Linked DNA regions of Homo sapiens: region 1 is linked to region 2. A link is an interaction called in ENCODE POLR2A ChIA-PET data of the cell type or tissue named here. Cell type or tissue: Panc1. All regions are shown on one strand. Links, peaks and the distances in the headings refer to the core of each region. The heading gives the core; the rest is flanking DNA. Region 1 holds the start of SLC51A (solute carrier family 51 member A). Region 2 holds the start of UBXN7 (UBX domain protein 7).

The links. ChIA-PET counts read pairs that join two places held together with the same protein. Peaks named below come from ENCODE experiments on the same cell type or tissue, not always from the same donor. Only the 100,000 strongest peaks of a DNase experiment are listed, where the experiment ranks them.
Region 1: POLR2A ChIA-PET joins it to region 2 with 13 read pairs; 2 of 35 experiments call an interaction of 5 or more read pairs at or near these places.

What each region holds. Positions count from the first base shown.
Region 1 is chr3:196,215,711-196,226,355 of GRCh38, forward strand. SLC51A (solute carrier family 51 member A) reads left to right here and starts at 824. Exons shown (of 9, transcript NM_152672.6): 1 at 824-1,040; 2 at 2,132-2,226. The coding sequence starts at 1,003. It overlaps LOC105374304 (a long non-coding RNA gene), which reads right to left and starts at 4,681. Exons shown (of 4, transcript XR_001740544.2): 1 at 3,648-4,681; 2 at 2,954-3,049. RefSeq lists enhancers at 3,526-3,675, 3,756-3,935 and a silencer at 3,588-3,882. In Panc1, for the core only: no CTCF peak of the experiment used is centred there; no DNase peak of the experiment used is centred there.
Region 2 is chr3:196,419,403-196,432,488 of GRCh38, forward strand. It overlaps UBXN7 (UBX domain protein 7), which reads right to left and starts at 13,025. Exons shown (of 11, transcript NM_015562.2): 1 at 12,925-13,025. The coding sequence starts at 12,997. UBXN7-AS1 (UBXN7 antisense RNA 1) reads left to right here and starts at 11,983. Exons shown (of 2, transcript NR_046745.1): 1 at 11,983-12,039; 2 at 12,800-13,086. It also overlaps the pseudogene ZDHHC1P1. RefSeq lists enhancers at 11,782-12,556, 12,133-12,182, 12,557-13,086 and silencers at 12,893-12,952, 12,973-13,086. In Panc1, for the core only: no CTCF peak of the experiment used is centred there; no DNase peak of the experiment used is centred there.

The DNA.
Region 1 (10,645 bases), core at 4,176-6,675, 200 kb before region 2:
GGTAAAGTTTAAATAAGCTAAGGAACACACTGCATGTCCTGCGGGCCCTGGCACACCAGACATGCTGACAGACGCTGGCTGCTTTCATCAGCTATGCAACCAAATTCTAAGGGGCCCTTCGTATGTGTCAGGCTGCGTGCCAGGAACCTAGAGGTACCACCGTACCACAGTACAAGATGCTGTGTCTGGCTTCGAAGAGATTTCAGTCTATGTGGAGAGAGAGAAAAGGGAAGCTATCAGCCAATAAAATCGTTTGCAAGCCTGTAATTCAGCAGGTTTTCAAGACCTGTCAAATGCCCAGCAATCTCACTCTGCAACTCTGCCTCTTAAATACAGCATCTTCCGGCCCAGCGTGGGGGTGGCTAAGCCCATCATCCAGATGTGATGAACTGGGGTCTGGGAAACCCACACCGGCCTCATCTGGCTTTTCCAGCCTGTCCTCCCTTCCACACATCAGGCTGACAGCACCAAACACGGCCGAGGCCTCAGCCCTGAGTCTCCCCGCTGCAGAGTGCCCAAGCCTGAGTTCCAGCAGGTTCTTCAGGGGCCGCTGACCAGGGAACACTGCGGTGAGGAGCGAGGACTTCGTCCCCACCCCGGCCCAGGGCAGGGGCTTCGTGGTGAGCCCACCCCACCCCAGAAGGCTCCTGGAAGGGCAGGGCAGACTGGCAGCAAAATCCTATAGGATGGGCCGGGCCAGAGGCAAGGGGTGGCCAAAGGCACCTGTCCAAGAGGTGGGAGGGACCACACCTGGGGGCAGGGACGAGTCAGGCACAGGGAACTCCGCCAGCCTAGAGGATCAAATTCCTCCGGGGTGAACTCTGAGATAGAAAGTTGGCCCGGGAAGCTCAAGGAGGGAGAGCGGCAGAGGGGAAGACTCTGCAATTCTGCTTGCCCCCCACCCCGGCCCAGGCAAGCCACCCTGCCCCCGGCCCCCACCTGCCCGCCCCGCCTGCCCTTCCTCACCCCGGTGCCTGCGGGATTGCTGGAGAGAACGCGGCGATGGAGCCGGGCAGGACCCAGATAAAGCTTGACCCCAGGTAAGTGAGGGCGGCGGGCCCTGGGCCAGTCGCTGGGCAGCGGTGGCCCCTATCCCGCGGCCTGTCCTCTCTCCCTCCCAGAGCCCTTTGGCGGCCGCACTCAGAATGAGACAGGACTGGAAATGCTCTAGCTGTTCCTAGGTCCTCAGGGACAACGTGGGTTTGGGCCAGGGTGTGACACTCCAGGGCCTCGGCCTTGCCCCCCAGCGTGGGGAGAGAAAGGTCGCAGAGCGGGGGCTGTGGAAGGCATTCGCAGAGGAAATGGCAGCATCCCTCAGCAGCAGGGGGCCCGTCCGTCTGTAAGGACTCACCCTTCCTCTGGGATCCTGCTCTTCCTCTCTGGTCAGTCCCTGGGCTGCTGCCCGACCCGCATGGAGAGAATCCACGGTGGGCTCTTCAGGCACGGCAGCCAGGCACAGCCTGGCTAGGTGGCAGCTTGTCTTACTCCCCCACCTGGGCCAGTTCTCCACTCCCTCTAAGAAAAGGGCCCTGAGGCCGGGCGCCTGTAATCCCAGCACTTTGGGAGGCTGAGGCGGGAGTCCAGGAGTTTAAGCCCAGTTCCAGTTTGAGTCCTGGAGTTCGAGACCAGTGTCTGAGCAACATGGCGAAATCCTGTCTCTACCAAAAATATAAAAAATTAGCCGGGCCTGGTGGCGTGCACCTGTAGTCCCAGCTTACTCATGGGGATGGGGGTTGAGTAGATCACTTGAGCCCAGGAGGTCAAGGCTGCCTGTATGAGCCAAGACAGACCACTGCACTCCAGCCTGGACAACAGAGCAAGACCCTGTCTCAAAAAGAAAAAAAAAGAAAGAAAAAGGAAGGAAGGAAGGAAGGAAAGAGAAGGGGAAGGAAGAGAGAAAGAGAAAGAGAGAGCAGAAGGAAGGAAGGAAGGAGAAGGGGAAGGGGAAGGGAGAGAGAAAGAGAAAGAGAGAGTGAAAGGAAGGAAGGAAGGAAAGAAAGAAAGAGAGAGAAAGAGGCCCTGAGGGGAAATGGACAAAGTCCTGCACTCAGGAGTGGTTGAGGGTCCAGTGTGCAACCCTCCCCCTTCCCCCAGCCCCCATGGTTCTGAGCACAGGCTGGTGTCTCGCCAGGTACACAGCAGATCTTCTGGAGGTGCTGAAGACCAATTACGGCATCCCCTCCGCCTGCTTCTCTCAGCCTCCCACAGCAGCCCAACTCCTGAGAGGTGAGTGGGGACCCTCCTCAGAGGGAACTGAGAGGAGGGAAACCAGGATAGCTGAGTGGAGCTGGGGAGAGGCGGCCCTGAGCTGGTGCACCTGGGCAGCCGGGGAGAATAACTGGCCCGGTGTCTGTCATCGTGGTTAAGGCTCTGGAGAAGGGCAATGCCTCAAGGAGTCAGTGGGTCAAAAGGGTAGCATGAGAGCCTGGCTCCGGAGAGCAACCGTCATGTTGGGCCTCCACAAAACTGGCCTCAAAGCTCATTCAAACTGCGGACACTGCGACCTGGGGCGCTTTTTCAGACCCCAGAGCCATCTGGGGACCCAAGATGGTGCCCAAGTGGTCCAAGCCCCATCGGGTCTCCTGGAGGGCTGCACGGCATCCGCCCTGGACCCATGTCACTCTAGAGGGTGGTTACGGTGAGTGACGTGCTTCACACAGGTGAACCAGTTGTATTTGTTTTACGATCCAGCCTTTCTGAAAAACCTTTGTCCTCACTGGAGCATTCTGTTGTCGGGTTTTTGTGTGTGTGTTTGTGGGTATTTGCCTCATTCCACCCCTGAGCTCTCAGGTGGACAGATGGGATTCAAAAACCTGTTCTACAGTGTTTATTGTAGTGGAGTAATTTGTTTGCAATAATAAGTCATAATTGTCCACTGAAGGGGAGGGTGTGGGGATCCCCGAGGCCAGCTCAAGTTCAGCTGTTGGAAGAATTCCTTGACTGGAAATTTTACCTTTGCGTTTTGTCGCTCTGTTTCCTGAAGATAACTTGGGGTGCTCCTGGTCGTCCATCTACTGCTTTGATTCCTTGGATCCCACCCATTCTTTCACTTTAAGAAAAAACAAGTAATTGTTGCAGAGGTCTCTGTTTTGCAGCTTCCCTTTTGCAAGAAGCACTTTTTCCAAATAAAACAGTAATTAAAAAAAAAAAAACATAGGTGAACCTGCAAAAGTCCTCGCAGTGTTGGCCAACAAGATTCTATTACTGAATTACTTTTGAAAGTGAAAGGCATTGGCTGGGAGCGGTGGCTCACGCCTGTAATCCCTGCACTTTGGGAGGCCGAGGCAGGTGGATCACTTGAAGCCAGAAGTTGGAGACCAGCCTGGCCAACATGGTGAAACCCCGTCTCTACTGAAAATACAAAAATTAGCCAGGCGTGGTGGCGGGCACCTGTAATCCCAGCTACTCGGGAGGCTGAGGCAGGAGAGTTGCTTGAACTCGGGAGGCGGAGGTTGCAGTGAGCCGAGATCACGCCACTGCACTGCAGCCTGGGCAACAGAGTGAGTGAGACTCCGTCTCAAAAATAAAAGAAAAAAAAGGAAAAGAAAAAGAAAGTGAAAGGCATAGGATGGGGCTCAGCTTATTCCCCGGACACCAAAAACATTGAGAATCACGGCCCGAGCATGCTTAGAGAAAATGTGACTCACGCCTGCGTTTTATTTTGTTTTCCTGCTGCATACTGACTACCTCTGAAATGTTGGATACAAGTCTGTGTCTCTGTAGCACATTTAACACGTTTCCCAGGCAACAGGAAGCTCTCAGTGTGCGTTCTGTTGCAGACGTGGGCGTGTCCTTGGGCTGTGTAGGGCTTCATTTCAGATGATCTGAACCAGAGCGGTTGCCAACTGCCAGTGTCCGGAGATGCCTGGTGGCCACTCTGTGGTTAGTGGCAGTAGGTGGCTGCTACATCTAGTTCCAGTGAACCTCCTGTTGAGAGAGTGCAGCTGGTGGTACAAGCCTTCCCTTACACAGCAGCTGTCCCCCCAGGGAATATTTGGCAGTGTCGGGAGACTTCCGGTTGCCACACTGGAAGGTGCTACTGGCATCTCGTGGTCAGAGGCCAGGAAAGCTGCTAAACTTCCTACAGGGCACGGGAAGAGCCCCCACAGAAAAGATTATTCAGGCCAAAGTGTCAATAGTGCTCAGGTTGAGAAACCTTGCCTCACGCAATGAAAACGGTTCTCACATTGCTTTGCTTCAGAATGTGCAAACGGAAACCCCAAGGCTGTTCAGAACAGGCCATTCTGAGTCTGCTAGTCCAGCAAGCCTCGCCGCAGGCAGAGTGGGGAGGATTTGGCCAGCGGGCCCTCCTGGGACAGGGAAGCTGCGAGGATGAGTTCGGGGACGCCCCAGGCCCAGGGGAGCGAGGTCTGGCAGGATTCAAGGATCCTGGTGGAAGAGCAGGGGACAATTGAGAGGGCCGGGCAGGAGAGGTGAGGCCCGCTGCGCGCCGGGCTGGCGGAGGAGCTGTGCTTTATCCCGCAGCGAGAAGGAGCTCGTGAAGGCTCTGAGGCTGGGAGTGGCTGGATGAAAGTCGTGCTTCTCGGCCATTCGTTAGTAATCAGGATGGACTGCAGAGGAAGAGGCTTAAGAAGCAGGGATGCGGCCGGACACCGTGGCTCATGCCTGTAATCCCAGCACTTTGGGAGGCCGAGGCAGGCGGATCATCTGCGGTCAAGAGTTCAAGATCAGCCTGGCCAATGTGGTGAAATCCTGTCTCTACTGAAAATACAAAAATTAGCCAGGTGTGGTGGCGCGTGCCTGTAATCCCAGCTACTCAGGAGGCTGAGGCAGGAGAATCGCTTGAACCCGGGAGGCAGAGGTTGCAGTGAGCCGAGATCTCACCATTGCACTCCAGCCTGGGTGACAGAACAAGACTCCGTCTCAACAACAGCAAAAAATAGGCAGGGATGTAAATGAGAGGTCGTTGCCCCGGCCTGCCATGCGGGAAAAGAGTCTGAGGCAGGGCAGTGGCAGGGAAAGAAGAGGAAGGGTTGGGAAACAGGCAGTTCAAAGAAAGAGCAGGCAATCTAGGAAAGACCTAGGCGTGTAAGTGCTGGTTCTGGGCAATGGTGACGGCACAGCCAGAAATAGGAGAAGCAGGAAGAAGTGCCTCTGGGAGGCTGTGGCGAAACTCCTTCCTCGCTTCATTTGTAAACTTTGTTGTTCCTTAATTTTTCTTTTTTTTTTTTTTTTTGAGACAGGGTCTCACTGTGTCACTCAGGCTGGAGTGCAGTGGTGCGATCTCGGCTTACCCCAACCCTCCACCTGCTGGGCTCAGGTGATCCTCCCACCTCAGCCTCCCTAGTAGCTGGGGACCACAGGCACATGCCACCAAGCCCAGCTAATTTTTGTATTTTTTTGTAGAGGTGGAGTTTCTCCATGTTGCCCAGGCTGGTCTCGAACTTAAAATTAAATGCTAAGAAAACTATTTCAGGCCAGTCACGGTGGCCCATGCTGCAACCCCAGGAGGTCGAGGTTGCAGTGAGCTATGATTGCACCACCAGCCTCAGCCTGGGCAACAGACCGAAACCCTGTCTCAATTTAAAAAAAAGAGAGAGAGAAAAAAAAGCTATTATTCTAGAAGAATGATTGAATCAATTTTTTTTTTTTAATTTTAAAATCACGGCTCACGGCAGCTCGAGCTCTGGGCTCAAGTGATCCTCCCACCTCATCCTCTCGAGTAGCTGGGACTGCAGGCACACACCACCATGCCTGGGCTAACTTTCAATTTTTGTAGAGACAGAGTCTGACTTCGTTGCCCAGGCTGATCTCAAACGCTCCAGCTCAAGCGATCCTCCTGCCTCGGCCTCCTGAAGGGCTGGGATTACAGGCGTGAATCACTGCGCCCGGCCTTAAAGCTACTTTTTATTGAACAAATACTACACGCCAGGTGCTTTGCTAAGAAGCTTAAGGAGAGGATAAGTAACCTGTCTATGGCCATAGAGCTATTAGTAAGTGGCATTTTACTTTGTTTTTGTTTGTTTGTTTGTTTGGTTTGGTTTTTTGTTTTTTTTTTTTAAGAGACAGAGTCTCGCTCTGTCCCCCAGGCTGGAGTGCAGTGGTGTGATCTCAGCTCACTACAAGCTCCGCCTCCCAGGTTCACGCCATTCTCCTGCCTCAGCCTCCCGAGTAGCTGGGACTACAGGCGCCCGCCACCACACCCGGCTAATTTTTTGTATATTTTTTAGTAGAGACGGGGTTTCACCGTGTTAGTCAGGATGGTCTCGATCTCCTGACCTCGTGATCCGCCCGCCTCGGCCTCCCAATGTGCTGGGATGACAGGCGTGAGCCCCCCCGCCCGGCCTGGCATTTTGCTTTGAACTCAAGTGTCTGACTCCAGTGCTCTACACTGTGCTCCTAAGCTACTGGAAGCAAATATGCAAGCATGGAAATAATTTTTGGTTAGAAAGCTGGGATTATGGGTGATTACTCTTTTTTCAAATTCTTATTTAATGTTCCTGTTTTCATTATTTTAAAAAGTAGTCTTTGCTATTCCAGAGACAGTGGGAAATTTAATAGTTGCTATAAGTATGATTATATTCAAAATGGTCAACTAGACAAGCATTTCCCAAAGTCTCAGACTCTTAATCCCAAGGAGTCCTTCATGGAAACAGAGTTCTGTAGGAAGTTAAGTTTTGTGACCAGGCACGGTGGCTCACACCTGTAATCCCAGCACTTTGGGAGGCCGAGGCGGGTGGATCACTTGAGGTCAGGAGTTTGAGACCAGCCTGCCCAACATGGTGAAACCCTATCTCTACTTAAAATACAAAAATTAGCTGGGCATGGTGGTGGGTACCTGTAATCCCAGCTACCTGGGAGGCGGAGGCAGAAGAATTGCTTGGATCCACGAGGCGGAGCTTGCAGTAAGCCGAGATCGCGCCACTGCACCCCAGCCTGGCGACAGAGTAAGGCTCCATCTCAAAAAAAAAAAAAAAGTTAAGTTTTGTAAAAGGTGCGTTCTAGACCCTCCTTTTGGAAATTTACAATGTAAATTAGCAGATTAAAAATGTCAGTATGCTCTGCAGGAATCATCACATTTAACCTTAATGCATTTCCAAAAATTCTTCAGCTGTGGAATACTTTTGTCCCATAGTGTCTATTTAGATGCCCTTTTGGGGAAATTGAGTTTAACCAGCAAAGAAGAGGCCATCTCCTAAGAAGATAGTTTGATGGACAGACCCAGTATCGGGCTATGGATGCTAAGGAACTTTTCCTTTCCTAATTAGAGTACCAAAGGCAACAGTTAGAAGACACTGCAAAACCATTTGTGTTGAACAGTCAGAATCTGCCCCACCCTCACCTTCATAAATGGAACGGCCCTCCCAGGGTTGCCTTTGATGATCTCTCCCATATCCACGAGTACACACACCTGGAGTCACTGTGTGTCATGGTTAATAAGAGTGTGGGCTTAGTCACGAATACCTGCGTTTAAATCTCTGCTCCTTCACTTCCAGGCTGTGTGACCCTGGGAGATGTGCTTCCTTCTCTGAGCCTCGTTTCCTGAAAAAGTCTATGAAATGCAGATGATGATAGGAATTCTCATAGGTTATTTCTTTCATTCAACAAATAGTTACAGAGCCGTTACTCCTCCGGGCGTTTGAGAACAGAGCACAAGCTTGACAAGGTCCCTGCCTCCGTGGAGTGTGCACCACAAGGTGGAGAGCCGAGAATAAGCGAGTAAACAGCTGTGTAAATACAAATAGCCCTGATGTGGGCGGAAGGAGGACATAACGTTACCCGGAATGGAGATTTTCACGGAGCAGGGAGCAGTTAGGGAAATGAAGACTGGGAAGGACTGGGTTGGTGGCGTGTGAAAGGGCAGTTTTTACGCTCTCCAAGGGCTGATGAGCACACGGGGCTGGGGGTAAGAGAGGCTCTAGCAATGGCCCCCGCTTCCCAACCACAGAACATTGGTTTTGGAAAACCACCTGCATTAATGTTGGCTTTTTCCTATCTGGACTTTGCCTATTGTCTGAGTTTTTTTAATTAAACATTTCTATTATAAAAATCATTCAGGTTTAGTTAAAAAAAAAAAAAGAAAGAAAGAAAATACAGAACAGTAAAAAGAGAAAAAAATCATCTACAGTCCCACCCAGAGACAGGCACGGCAAATATCTTAGTGTAATTTCCTTTTTTTTAATGCCTTTTTTTTTTTTTTTTTTTTCAGACAGAGTCTGGCTCTGTGGCCCAGGCTGGAGTGCAGTGGTGTGATCTCAGCTCAATGCAACCTCCACCTCCCAGTTCAAGCAATTCTCCTGCCTCAGCCTCTCCAGTAGGTGGGATTACAGGTACTCGCCACCATGCCTGGCTAATTTTTGTATTTTTGGTAGAGATGGGGTTCCACCATGTTGGCCAGGCTGGTCTCAAATTCCTGACCTCAAGTGATCCACCCGCCTCGGCCTCCCAAAGTGCTGGGATTACAGGCATGAGCCACTGTGCCTAGCCCTTTCTCTATGTTTTTATTTAACATTTGTAGAAATCATACTATTCCTAAAATTTTATGTTCTGTTTTTGTAAGCATGATACAAAATAAATTTTTCACATCATTGTATATTTGGAAAAATATGTTCTTTTCTAAAAAAAGGTTTATTTTTGTTATAAATACATATTCATTATAGAATAATTGGAAAAGAAAGACACTAGGGATTTTCACACACCGAGAAAAGGCCATGTGGGGACACAGTAGAAACGCGGTTGTCGGCTGGACCCGGTGGCTCACGCCTGTAATCCCAGCACTTTGGGAGGCCGAGGTGGGCGGGTCAGTTGAGGTCAGTTCAAGACCAGCCTGGCCAACATGGCGAAAACCGTCTCTACTAGCTGGGCGTGGTGGCAGGTGCCTGTAATCCCAGCTACTTGGGAGGCTGAGGCAGGAGAATCACTTAAACCTGGGAGGTGGAGGCTGCAGTAAGCTAAGATCAGACCAGTGCACTCCAGCCTGTGCGACAAGAGTGAAACTTCGTTGAAAGAAGAGAAGGGGGCGGGGCGGGGGGGGGAGGAGATGGGAGGGGAGGAGAGGGGAGGAGAGGGGAGAGGGGAGGGAATGGGAGAGGGGAGGGGAGGGGAGGGGAGGAGAGGAGAGTTGTCTGCAAGTGGAGGAGAGAGGCCTCAGGAGAAATCAAACCTGCTGACACCTTGATCTTGAACTAGCCTCCAAAACTATGAGAAAATAAATTTAAGTTGTTTAATTTTTAAAAAAGTGACTACTCAGAAAAGATAGAAAAAAGTAAGTAGAAAAGAAGACACAAATCATCCATAGTCCCATCACCCAAACATAAGCATTGCTAACTTTTTTCAGTATTATAGGTATTTTCCTTTTTTTTTTTTTTTCACCCAGGCTGGAGTGCAGCGGTGTGATCCTGGCTCACTACAGCCTTCACCTCTCCCGGAGTAGCTGGGACCACAGGCAGGCGCCACCACACCCGGCTAATTTCTGTATTTTTAGTAGAGGTGGGGTTTCACTATGTTGGCCAGGCTGGTCTTGGACTCCTGGCCTCAAGTGATCCGCCCACCTCAGCTTCCCAAAGTGCTGGGACTACCAGTGTGAGCCACCGTGCCCAGCCGAGGGTCAGCGTATTTTTTGACAAATTCACCCATAGTCCTGGTTGGTCCTGTGGTGCCACCAGGTGCGACTGACCGAGACAAGAGCTCCAGCTCAAGTCTGTACCGTGGCCACCTTTCTCCCTGTTTTGGTTTCAGCAGTCATATTGCTCCCACTGAGCTGCCCTCATGTTCCTTAGTCACCAAAACACAGAGCAGACTAGCTAATCCCTTCCTCGTGCTCACCCCGCAAGGCAACAGGACAATGACTGGAGTGTGGCAGTTTTCTCCCTTTCTTCCTCTTATCTAGTCAGGTAGCAGGTGCAAAGGAGGGTCCAATAACTAGAAAAGACACTTAGATAAATGACCACAGGTTCACTAAGGACCTAGAACCCTTTCTTTAAAACTAACGGCTGCATTAATGAATCACGTTTGTTCGGAAACACATATTGTGACTATATTCATTTTTTTCTGTTAGCAACGGTGAGGCCAGATGAGGTCTACCAGTATTTGTCAAAGTGTCTGCTATCCTCCGACCACTATCAGGTGAGCTTGTTAAAAATGCAGATGACTGGGCCCATCTCAGATCTATGGACGCACATGTCTGAACGTAGGGCCTGGGCAGCTAGCTGCTTTTTAACAACTCCCAAAATGACTGCAATATCCACGAAAGTTTGAAAACCTTGGACTATAGTTCATGTAAGACCAAGCATGAGGCCAGCGTGCGTCAGGTGTCCTTGGGGTTTTTATTTGATCCGTTTCTCTTTTGTTGAAGTTCTCCCCTGGCCGAGTGTGGTGGCTCACGTCTGTAATCCCAGCACTTTGGGAGACCAGGGTGGAAGGACTGCTTAAGCCTAGGAGTTTGAGACCAGTCTGGGCAACGTAGTGAGACCCCGTCTCTACAGAAAATGTTAAAAATTAGCCGGCCGTGGTGGGGGTGCACACCTGTAGTCCCAGGCTACTTGGGAGGCTGAGGTTGGAGGATGGTTTGAACCCGGAAGGTCAAGGTTGCAGTGAGCCATGATCACACCACTGCCCTCCAGCCTGGGCGACAGAGTGAGAACCTGTCCTCCTCCCCACAAAAAAGTTCTCTGCTAATGTCCTG
Region 2 (13,086 bases), core at 4,182-6,681:
ACACATGCAGATTTTTTAAAAGGAAGCACATGCTAAATCTTGGTTAAGTCTGAACAAAGCCAGTGCTAGAAAGAAGCCCATGAAGCAAAGTATACCATCCACTTTCTTAAACAAAGCCAAGCTAAGCCATCTGTTCCCGTATCATCAGTTGTTCTTAGCGTATCACTTAGTGAATCATTTCAGAAACAGGAGCTAACTGAAAGATAATTAAAGGTTCCAGTGGTTCTTAGTGTCGAAGCACTAGAGGCATTCAGTAACATGAGAGACCATTTTTGGTGTTTCATGCCTGGGGAGTCGGGGATACTACTGGCATTTCATGGAGAGAGGCCAGGGGTGATGTGGTGGACTGAAAAACGTCCTCCAAAAGACTACTCGAACCTTCATTTCAGACTTCCGGCCTCCAGAACCATCACAGAATAAATCTGTGTTAAACCACTCAATTTGCGGTAATTTGTCAGCAGTCAAAGGCAACTAAAAGTATTAAACTTCTGGAATGGATAGAACAGTCCTACTGTAATTGCCAATAACACTACCACTGAGCTACACAGAGGAATATGAAGAAGTGAAGGTTAACTGAAAGGGAAGAGGAAAAGTAAGGAGGGCTAAATGATGTAAGTGAGGGAACAGTGATAAACAAGTTTAGTGAAGTTACACATTTTACCCACATTTTACCTATGCACCCAAGAGGGACTTAACAATTTCTGATGGATCAGCTGTAAAGAATTTGGACTTCTATCTTACTACAGTTAGAAGAACATACCTTTTTTTTTAAGGGGGGGCTAATAAAACAAGTTTGACAAGTTTACGATTTAAACTATTTGCAAACTTGTTAAAAATGGGCTTTTTGGGACTGGGTGCAGTGTCTCATATCTGTAATCCCAGCACTTTGGGAGGCCAAGGTGGGTGGATCACCTGAAGTCAGAAGTTTGAGACCAGCTAACACCGCGAAACCCCGTCTCTACTGTAAGTACAAACAAAATTAGCCAGGCATGGTGATGCGTGCCTGTAACCCCAGCTACTGAGGAGTCTGAGGCAGAAGAATCGTTTGACCCCGGGAGGTGGAGGTTGCAGTGAGCCAAGATTGCGCCATTGCACTCCAGCCTGGGTGACAGAGCGAGACTCCATCTCAAAAAAAAAAAAAAATTAAATTAAATTAAAAAACGGACTTATTTTGAGGCTCCGATATTGTAGGCAGCAGCAGGGTGGCTTAATCTAATCCAGTCATCTATACTCCATGACAGGAGTCCTACTTTGTTTCTCACCACATGAACCCCCTTCTAAAACATCCTTTATCTGTCCTTCTCTCCATCTGTTTTACACTTGCTACTGAATGGCACCAAACGGCCTTCCTTAACCCAGCTGTGGCACACAACTTATGATGGCCATTTTCATGCTGCTATCTCCTAGTTTATACTCTAATGCACATTGTCTACACTACTCTCAGTGCCAAAAGACGGACAGTGATCATCTCTTCACTACCATCCAGAAACCAAAGTATAGCAGTCACAGAGACTTTTAAAAACAATCATCATCATCCCTCTATAGAAATGATAGGGACAAGAGGTTACTTTTCGGTTCCACATTTTCCCCAGCAATGATACCAAAGTAAGCTAAACTATTTGCCAAGGATATGGGAGTGGATGACAGTTGTGAGAAATAAGCTGAAATTTTAACCTCAGTCTCTAATCCTGGAGTTTTTAAGCTTTCAAATATCGAAAACATTTTTAAATGCATACCAGAAAAAACTGAGTACAGAGAAATCGAATTACTAAGTTAGGGGACAGATAAGGCAAACATTCATTAGTTCACAAAAGGAACCAATGGTGCAGGAAGTAGTGCTAATGGTGGGAAATGCATGCGCCCAGGAGCCAAGATGCCAGAGTTCCAGGCCCTGTTCTGCCATCACCTAGGCCAGTACTACCCAAATGGTAGTCCTTAGACCAGCTATCTCTTACTAGTCTGTGACAAGATAAAAATACAAATTCCAGTGGAAGCATTCAGAAACGTTTACAGCAATTTGAGAGAGTAATTTTATGTCTGTTGAATCTCATAATTAAAAGTTGGGGCTTGAAAGATTTATGGATAGTGGCCGGGTGTGGTGGCTCATGCCCATAATCCCAGCACTTTGGGAGGCTGAGGCAGGTGGATTACAAGGTCAGGAGATTGAGACCATCCTGGCCAACATGGTGAAACCCCCCCCCAGTCTCTAGTAAAAATACAAAAAATTAGCTGGGTGTGGTGGCAGGCGCCTGTAGTCCCAGCTACTTGGGAGGCTGAGGCAGGAGAACAGCTTGAAACTGGGAGGTGGAGGTTGCAGTGAGCCAAGATCGCACCACTGCACTCCACCCTGGCAACAAAGCGAGACTCCATCTCAAACCAAAAAAAAAAAAGATTTATAGATGGTAAGTTATTACATGAAAAATGCCCCAAATCATTAGTCACCTGAGAAATGCAAATTAAGACCACAATGACATACCATTACACACTTATTGAAATGGCTTTAAAAAAAACAATGGCCAGGCACGGTAGCTCACGCCTGTAATCCCAACACTTTGGGAGGTTGAGGCGGGCAGATCACTTGAGGCCAGGAGTTCAAGACCAGACTGGCCAATGTGGTGAAACCCTAGTCTCTAGTAAAAATACAAAAATTATCCAGGCAAGGTGGTGCACGCCTGTAGTCCCAGCTACTTGGGAGGGTGAGGCAGGAGAATCGCTTGAACCCAGGAGACAGAGGCTGCAATAAATCAAGATCACACCACTGCACTCCAGCCTGGGTGACAGGGTGAGACTCCATCTCAAAAACAAAAAACAAAAAAGCCCAGGCGTGGAGGCTCACACCTGTAACCCCAGCACTGTGGGAGACCAAGGCAGGAGTTTGAGACCAACCTAGGCAGCACAGGGAGACCTCATCTATACAGAAAATTAAAAATTAGCTGGGCATGGTGGTGTGTGCCTGTAGTCCCAGCTACTCAGGAGGCTGAGGCAGGAGGATTATTGACCCCAGGAGCTTGAGGCTGCAGTGAGCTATGATAACACGGCTGCACTCCACCAGGGGCAAGAGAATGAGATCTTGTCTCAAAAGAAAAAAAAAAAAGACAATTAAAAATACCAAATGATGGAAAGAATGCAGAACAACTGGAACTCTCTTTTATTACTATTTTTTAATACAGATGTGGGGGTCTCTCTTTGTTGTCCAGGTTGGCGTCAAATTCCTGGCCTAGAGCAATCCTCCCGCATCAGCCTCTCAAAGCCACTATACTTTCCAAAGTGACTTTGGAAAGTCACTATACCAGAAAGTCACAAATTATTTGTCAGCTTCTTAGAAAGTTAATATAACTATTATTATATGATCCAATAAACACACTCCTAGGTATTTATCAAAAGATATTCACACACTTGTACACGACTGTTTTTGGCAGCTTTATTTATAATGTCCCCAAACTGGAAAGTGTCCTTCATTTGATAAATGCATAAACAAACCACAGTACAACCATACAATGGTATACTATTCCCCAATAAATAGGAAGGAACTACTAACCATGACAACATGAATGAATCTCAAACACAATAGTTTAAGAGCAAGAAGCCAGACTCAAAAGGTTACATATTGTGATTACACTTACATGACATTCTGGAAAACAGGAGACTAAAAACAGACTAGGCTATGGGCAGCCCAGCCCGCCAAGTCCTCGCCTGGCTGCATGCCAGCCTGATCAAGCCATAACCAGAGGACACAACAGCCCAACCTAGCGGGGCCAGTCACCACCTGGTCTGGGGATCATCTCTACCACAAGCGGCTGAGGCACAGCTGCCCTGGGGAGGGCGGAAGGCCAGGCATGTGGGCTAAACTGGCAGGTCACCGCAACATGTAAGTGTTTCCACGCCAGCAAACATTTACTGAGTATCTACCACGTATAAGAACATTGGCAACAAGCCCTCCAACAAGCCGGTCCCTGAGAGGAGCATGTGGACAGTGCCTGTGTGGGCCAATGGACCCTCTGTGGAGCTGGCCCCCTCATCCGCTCCAGATTGTGGCCTGGCCACTGTGCCTCTTTTCTTGGCTGTGATGGGGCTTGGGGTACTTGTTCCCCTCCTGCCTGACCATTAGGTGCCAGCTGGCTTCACTGTATCCTTGGGAAACTGTGGAGCTGGGTCATGGAAGAGTGGGGACATGGCAGAGGCCTGAAACTCAGCTCAGAGCCTCAGGGAGCATAAGGTGGGGCATAGCAGGACAATCCCAGTCTTGGAGACAAGTTGCTTATCTGCCTGGCCTCCAACCCCCATCTGACTTATCCACTTGACAAGGTGAGTGGATAAACCCAAAGTACCTTGGGGCACTTAAAGTCCTGCATGGATGTGAATTTTATCAACTCTAAGATTCTGAAGCACCACAGGGACAGAAGAGAGCCATCTTGAAGCTAATTGTGTTAGCTAAACAAAGGACTAATTAGAGACTAATTATTCCATTTACAAAATAATTTTTCACTTTTTTTTTTTTTTTTTTTGAGACAGAGTCACACTCTCTTGCCCAGGCTGGAGTGCAGTGGCAAGATCTTGGCTCTCTGCAACCTCTGACTCCCGGGTTCCAGCGATTCACCTGCCTCAGCCTCCCGAGTAGCTGGGATTACAGGTGCCCACCACCATGCCCGGCTCATTTTTTGTATTTTTAGTGGAGACAGGGTTTCACCATATTGGCCAGGCTGGTCTCAAACTCCTGATCTCATGTGATCCACCTGCCTCAACCTCCCAAAGTGCTGGGATTACAGGCATGAGCCACCACACGTGGCCACTCCTGATGCTTTAAGTGCCATGATACTCTCCTGGTTTTCCTCCTACATCTTTGGTTTTTCCTGAGTCTTCTCTGCACTTTCTTCTTTGCAGTCCCCCGGATGTTGGTGTTCCTTCAGCATTGTGTCCTGGAGTCTACTATTTCCCACACTACACTCCCTCCTGCAAGATGCCATCCTTTCTCTTTTCCTAATTTTTTTTTTTTTTTTTTTTTTTTTTTAAGAGACAAGGTCTCTCTCTGTCACCCAGGCTGGAGTATAGCAGCAGGAGCATAGTTCACTGCAGCCTCAAAGTTCTGGGTTCAAGCAATCTTCCCAAGTCAACCAGGATTACAGGTGCACACCACCAGGCCCAGTTAATTTTTTTTTACTTTTTGTAGAAACAGGCTCTTTGCTATGTTGCCCAAGCTGGTCTTGAATTTCTGGCCTCAAGCAATCCTTCCACCTTGGCATTCCAAAGTGCTGGGATTACCGGTGTGAGCCACTAGGCCTCGCCTCATCCATTTTTATAACCTTTTTTTTTTTTTTTTTTTGAGACAGAGTCTCGCTGTCGCCCAGGCTGGAGTGCAATGGCGTGATCTCAGCTCACTGCAACCTCCGCCTTCCAGGTTCAAGCAATTCTCCTGCCTCAGCCTCCTGAGTAGCTGGGATTACAGGCACACACCACCATGCCCGGCTAGTTTTGTATTTTTAGTAGAGACGGGGTTTCACCATGTTGGTCAGGCTGGTCTCAAACTCCTGACCTCAGGTGATCCACTCGCCTCGGCCTCCCAAAGTGCTGGGATTCCAGGTGTGAACCACCGCACCTAGCCCCATTTTTATAACTTTAACTGCCATGAATATGACAGATTTCTCACTCTTCTTTCTAGACCCAAATATTCATCTGCTTCAACAGCTCCATCTGGAAGTCCTATTAGCAGCACCTTAACTTATCCAAAACTGAGCTAACCATCTTCTCCCCACACCTTTCTGCTATTCCATACCTTCATAAATAGCACTGTTACATACCTAGGTGTCCAAAACAGAATCCTAAACTTCATTTTGACTCTGATTTCTTCCCATACCTTTTGGAGTCCACTTCTCCGCCACTAACTTTTTTCAGGACACCACTATCTTTCTTGGGTTAATATAACAGCCTTCTACTGATCTCTGTGCCTATCTCTTCTCCATTATAGCCAAGTAACTCTTTCTTTAAAAAAAAAAAAAAGGTCAAATCAGATGTAACTCCTTTTTTAATAAATAAAATTTTAATACATTTTGTAGAGATGGGGTCTCACTATGTTGCCTAGGCTGATCTCAAGCTCCAGGCCTCCCACCTCAGCCTCCCAAAGTGCGGGAATTATAGGTGTGAGCCACAGTGCCCAGTCTCACTCCTCTAATTAAAACCCTTGACTCCCCACTATTCTCAGAATAAAGACAAGATTTTTTTTAACATGGCTTATAAGGCCCAACCCAATCTCCCATTTATCTCTTGAGGTCCATTTATTGCACTAGCTGTGCTTTACTCATTTGGAATTATCAATTCCCTAAACCGATTGTCTCCCCTCTCTCATCTCTGTCTGTATACATGTCTGCCCAATTCCCCTCCAAGTCTCTGCATGTTTCTCCTGCAAGAAACATCTTCCAGATTTTAGATAAAAAAGTATTTATTCTGGGAAGGTTTTCTTGACCTCCCTCTTTTGTGCTCCAGTATTAGCTCCTTACCATTCTCTCACTGTATTCTAATACCTATTCGTGTGTCTCTATTCCTGTTAACCTTTAAGCTTTCTGAGGACAGACACCACGCCTTGCTCACAGTTGTATCCTTAAGATGTGAACCATGCCTGGCACGTAGCAGTCTACCAATAAATGAATCTACTAGTAAGATTCCATTCGCAACTCAAAATTACCTCCCTTAAATTTCTGAAACTTCAGCCAGGCATGGTGGCTCAAGCCTGTAATCCCAGCGCTTTGGGAGGCTGAGGTGGGTGGATCACCTGAGGTCAAGAGTTTGAGACCAGCCTCGCCAACAAGATGAAACCCCATCTCCATTAAAAATACAAAAAATTTAGCTGGGTGTCGTGACGCGCATCTGTGGTCCCAGCTGCTCAGGAGGCTGAGGCAGGAGAATCACTTGAACCGGGGAGGCGGAGGTTGCAATGAGCCAAGATCACAGCACTGCACTCCAGCCTGGGTGACAGGATAAGACTTCGTCTCAAAAAAAAAAAAAAAAAGAAATTCTGAAATGTATTCCCTATTGAAACTATTCTTAAAATTCCTGAAGTTTTCTCTTAACATCTATAATACTGTGACCACCTTTCCAGACACAGAGAACTTAATCATAGTTTAATATTAACCCAAGAGAAAGGAAATGTTCTGTACAAAAGCATATGAATGAGGCCAGGCGCGGTGGTTCACACCGGTAATCCCAGCACTTTGGGAGGTCGAAGCAGGAGGATCACCTGAGGTCGGGAGTTCGAGACCAGCCTGACCAAAATGGAGAAACCCCGTCTCTACTAAAAATACAAAATGAGCCGGGCGTGGTGGCGCATGCCTGTAATCCCAGCTACTCAGGAGGCTGAGACAGGAGAATCGCTTGAACCCGGGAGGTGGAGGCTGCAGTGAGCCAAGATCGTACCTTTGCACTCCAGCCTGGGCCACAGAGTGAGACTCTGTCTCAAAAAAAAAAAAAAGAACATGAATGGAAATTGGCCATAAAGTTAAATACCACAAACATGACAGCCCCTAATTTTTATAATAAATATGCACTCATCAACCATCTGAAAGATTAAGGTCTCTTCTACAACTGAGGTTCTATAATTTTCTCAAGTATGTTATTGCCGCTATGCACAAAGCTCTATGAATTTCCGTACCAGTAACCTCTTGTACTCTTCTTAGCCTCCACTTTCTATGCCCTCACATTTGTCCTTAGACTGCTAGCTTATTTTTCACCTGTTCTATAGTGTCTATGTATCCCTCACCTTCACTCCATGAATTATTCTGATTACACATGTGCACCAGTGTATATGTGTAGTGGATGTCAGCCCAAAGTTGGTGCTAATGGAATACTGCCATGGCTCAAAACATTTTTACTTTTATTTACTTTTTCTTTTTTTGAGACAGGGTCTCGCTCTGTGCTCGCTTCAGCAGCACATATACTAAAATTGGAGACAGAGTCTCGCTCTGTCGCCCAGGCTGGAGTGCAGTGGCTGGATCTCGGCTCACTGCAACCTCCGTCTCCTGGGTTCACGAGATTCTCCTGCCTCAGCCTCCTGGGTAGCTGGGACTACAGGCGTGCACCACCATGCTCAGCTAATTTTTGTATTTTTCGGAGAGACAGGGTTTCACCAGGTTGGCCAGACTGGTCTGAAGCTCCTGACCTCCGGTGATCCACCCGCCTTGGCCTCCCAAAGTGCCTGGGATTACAGGCGTGAGCCACCGCACCTGGCTTCAAAACATTTTTAAAAATTGCTCTTTCAGAATAGATCCAGCTGCATATTTTTCCTTCATGTTTTGAGAATTGATATGACTTCTGAGTTTTCAACAGTAATTCAAAGCCATGTATGATAAATATCAGAGGAGATCAAACAGTAGTATTGTAAAATGTGGAATGACTATAAAAGTAACAAGACTGGTTTTCTTATGTAGCTTTAAATGACACAGAAAGCATCAGTGGGGCCGGTTGCAGTGGCTCACGCCCATAATACCAGCACTTTGGGAGGCTGAGGAGGGCAGATCACTTGAGGTCAGTTTGAGACCAGCTTGCCCAACATGGTGAAACTCCATCTCTACTAAAAATACAAAAATCAGACGGGCATGGTGGCTTGAGCCTGTAATCCCAGCTACTGCGGAGGCTGAAGCAGGAGAACTGCTTGAACCCAGGAGGCGGAGACAGCAGTGAGCCGAAATCATGCCACTGCACTCCAGCCTGGGTGACGGAGTGAAATTCTGTCGAAAACAAAAACAAAAACAAAAACAAACAAAAAGCAAGCATCAATGGTAAACCATACTGTATACAGCTTCTCAGTGTGGTTACTTCAAAGGTCATCACTTCTCTTGGCTACCTGCTTATCAGTCTGACCATGCAAAAAAGGTTTGTAGCATAATGTTAAGTGAAAATTTCAGAACCGTGTATTTTAGCTGGGCATGGTGGCACATGCCTGTAGTCTTAACTGCTCTGGAGGCTGAGGCAGGAGAATCACTTGAGCCCAGGCGGTAAGGATGCAGCAAGCTATAATTGTGCCACTGTACTCCAGCCTGGGTGACAGAACAAGACCGTCTTTAAAAAAAAAAAAAGAAAAAGAAATCTCAGAAATTGTATATACTATGATCCACAATGTAAAAATAAGCATATAAACAAGAAGTGGAAGATAATATGTAAAATAAATATTGCTGTTGTGAGAAGGAGAATTAGTTCTTTTCCCTTTTATCAAAATTATTTCGGCCAGGTGCAGTGTCCCACGCCTGTAATCCCAGCACTTTGGGAGGCCAAGGTGGGTGGATTGCTTGAGCCCAGGAGTTCAAGACCAGCCTGCACAACAAAGTGAGACCCCATCTCCACAAAAAATAAAGAAAGTTACCCTAGAGGCTGCAGTGAGCCGTGATCACACCACTGCACTCTAGTCTGGGTGGCAGTGTGAGACCCAGTCCGTCTCAAAAAAAAAAAAAAAAGTTTTTATGATATTGTCTTTTTAATAATCTTTTTTAATCAGCCATTACTGAACCAGGCACAGTGATGTGCACCTGTAGCCCCAGTTACTGGGAGGGCTGAGGCAAGAGGATGGCTGAGCCCAGAAACTGGAGAACAGCTTGGGCAACAAAGAGAGGAGACCTCCATCTCTTAAAAAAAAAAAAAAAAAATCAAAAATCCGTCATTAGGCCAGGCGCGGTGGCTCACACGTGTAATCCCAGCACTTTGGGAGGCCGAGGCAGGCGGATCACGAGGTCAGGAGATCGAGACCATCCCAGATAACACGGTGAAACCCCGTCTCTACTAAAAATACAAAAAATTAGCCAGGCGTGGTGGCAGGCGCCTGTGGTCCCAGCTACTTGGGAGGCTGAGGCACGAGAATGGTGTGAACCTGGGAGGCAGAGCTTGCAGTGAGCCAACATCACGCCACTGCACTCCAGCCTGGGTGACAGAGCGAGACTCCGTCTCAAAAAAAAAAAAAACATCAGTCATTATTTCATACTCACTGAATCAGAGAGAGATCTGTTCTATTCAGTAAGAAATAAGACTTTTCTAAAATCTTTCAATTTTCCGTTCTATTTCTAAATGCCAAAAAAAGATAAGACTCACATTTATTTTTATTTTTTCTTTTTCTTTTTTTTGCTCCTGCCTAAAAAGTAAGGACTCACATTTTTGATGATGCATTTGTTTTTACAAGAATATTGAGCTTCCAAGTAAAACCTTTGTGAAATCAGAGCATAAGCTATTAAGGTCACTAAAATAAATATAAAATACCTTTTAATTATAAACACTACGATTAAAACGTATGTGGAGAGAACCCCAAAAAAATTTTAAGACATGTAAAAAAGGCAAAAAGAAATCAATCATGTGTTTCTAACGGTTAATCACTATCTTGTAAAAAGAATCCCAAAAATTATCAATAGAAATTCACAATATTTGAAGAACACTCAAAGGTATTTTCGCTCTGTAGATCTCCAGATACCACTGTCTACTGATTGAGGGACTCCAACTTGATCCAGCAATCAAGCTACGTAGACGAACAGAAACAGAATTAAAGCAATTAAGTGAGTCAATTCAACTCACCACACTTCGGTTTTTGTGTGTACCTAATAAAAATGTTGCAACAGAAGAAGTAATGTGGCGTTAAACCAATCAGAGTTTGGGAAGAGTAGTAATTAGCATAAGAAACTGAAAATTAATTAAGTGGCTTTTAGGGCCAGGCGCGGTGGCTCACGCCTGTAATCCTAGCACTTTGGGAGGCTGAGGTGAGTGGATCATTTGAGGACAGGAGTTCAAGACCAGCCAGGCCAACATGATGAAACCCCGCCTCTACTAAAAATACAAAAATTAGCCGGGCCTGGTGACAGGCGCTTGTAGTCCCAGCTACTCGGGAGGCTGAGACAGGAGAATCGCTTGAACCCGGGAGGTGGAGGTTGCAGTGAGCCAAGATCGTGCCTGGGAGATCTGCACTCCAACCTGGGCAACACAGCGAGACTGTCTCAAAATAATAATAATAATAATAATAATAAGTGGCTTTTTTTTTCTTTTTGAGAAATGATCTTGCTCTGTTGCCAGGGATGGAGCGCAGTGGTATGATCTACTCACCGCAGCCTTGAACTCCTAGGCTCAAGCAATCCTCCCACCTCAGCCTCCCCAGTAGCTGGGACTACATGTCGGTGCCACTACATCCAGCTCATTTTCTTATTTCTGTAGAGATGGGGCCTCACTATGTTTTGCCCAGGCTGGTCTGCAACTCCTCGCCCCATGTGAATCTCCAGCCTCCGTCTCCCAAACTGCTAGGATTACAGGCGTGAGACACCGCGCCAGGCCCAAGTGGCATCATAAACCATCTCTAGGAAATCTAAAGGATTAATAATGATATTCACTTCTCTATCAGATTCACTGCAAAGATTTTTCTATATAAGCATAATGCAGCAACACTAACTTATATACACAATAATCTTCTCCATAGCAATGATTTGTCAGACATTAGGAAATCCTTTACATATTTAATATAATAATCCAATCCTTTATATCTTCAATAATCCAATCACAAAGTTCAAAAATATTAAGAGAAGTTATCATGCAACTCCTCACCCCAATTTTATTGCAAATTTTACTTTACTTTGACCTGATGTTCCATGCCCACAAGCTAGATAACAATGCGTCAAATATCTCGTTATCATTGCAAAGCAAAAAAATAAAACTTGCTTTAATATAAAACGGTAACTAGTATACAACCTGTAGTAGTTAAAACAATATAAAATTTTACTTAACCAGATATTGCACGTTAAACTCTAGGAACATTAACAGTGGAAACATTCTCCGCATCTAACAAATTACGAGATAAAGTATAGATCCGTTGAGAGGGAACTAACATTCTGACCTCCTTCCAAAACGACAAACTAGAACGGCAAAATTACACTCAGGCACATTGGAGTACTCTTCTCTCAAATCACTCCACAGAGAACTTCATCATTTGCTCCGCCCTCTAATAACTCATGCAAGAAAAGTTCAGCACCATCAGAGAGAAACAAGACAGAGAGAATTCATAGAATGGCTTTAGGGCCTTTCCTCCAGGCGGTAAGAGGATCTGCGTGTGTCCTTCGCAGGGGTCCAAAGGGAGAGAACCTAGGCCTAGGGTTTCGGGGATACCGACACCCAGAAACAGATTTTCTCTCAAAGAAGTTTCTGCCGCCATCCCTATCTTATCAGCAGGAGGCCCCGGCGCCATCGTCTCCGTCTTTATGATTTTATTATGGGGAGGTGGGAAACGCCACCCTGGATTCTTCCAGGCCTCCCCTATTCAGCTTGGGGGTTCCCCCTCATTCTTCCCTCAAAGCCTCAGTCCCTGAGGTCCTCCTCAGCACCCCCCGCTTCTGGCGGCCTGTCCCCCGTGAAGTGTAAAGGCACGGCCGAACCCACCGGCCTTGCCGTGAAGGCGGGAGGGCCCGAACCCGCCAGGGCCACGGCGATGGCTCCGAGGGGCCCAGAAAGGGGAAGGGCAGGCCGGGGACCGGGGCAGAATGACCTGGCCGGGGAAGAAAGGAAAAAAGGAGGTGAGGAGATGCACCGCACCGCAGGGCTGCACAGAGAAGGGAAGATGATGAAGGAGGAGGAGGAGGGCGGTGGCCCGGGTGCGGCCCCCTACTCCTCCCGCCCCCGGGTCCCCGGGCCGGCGGGGGCGGACGGACTCGGCCCATTCCCAGGTCTGGGCTGGCGGGGGGTTGGGGGATCTCCCTCCACGCTACTAGGAGACAGAGAACGAGGGTATCGGGAGCGGGGGGGGGCTGTCTCCCGCCTGAACCCGGAGACCCCGACGCCGTCGTCGCCTCTTCCTCAGGAGGGAGGACGGCAGCTGTGGGTAAAGCCCGAAGGAGGAATGCCTGAAGGTAAGGGGAAGCCCGGGGCAGACCCGCTGCCCGCTCCGGACCCCACTCTCCACCTTCCGGTAACCGCGTCTCTTACCGGTAATGGTGGTGAACTGTTGAATTAACCCCTTCAGCGCCGAGGACGCCGCGGAGCCCCCGTGGGCAGCCATCTTACCGCCGCCGCCGCCGCCGAACAACAACACAGACACACACGGACTGCCCTCCCCCACTTCGCCGTGCGGTGTGCGCAGGCGCATTG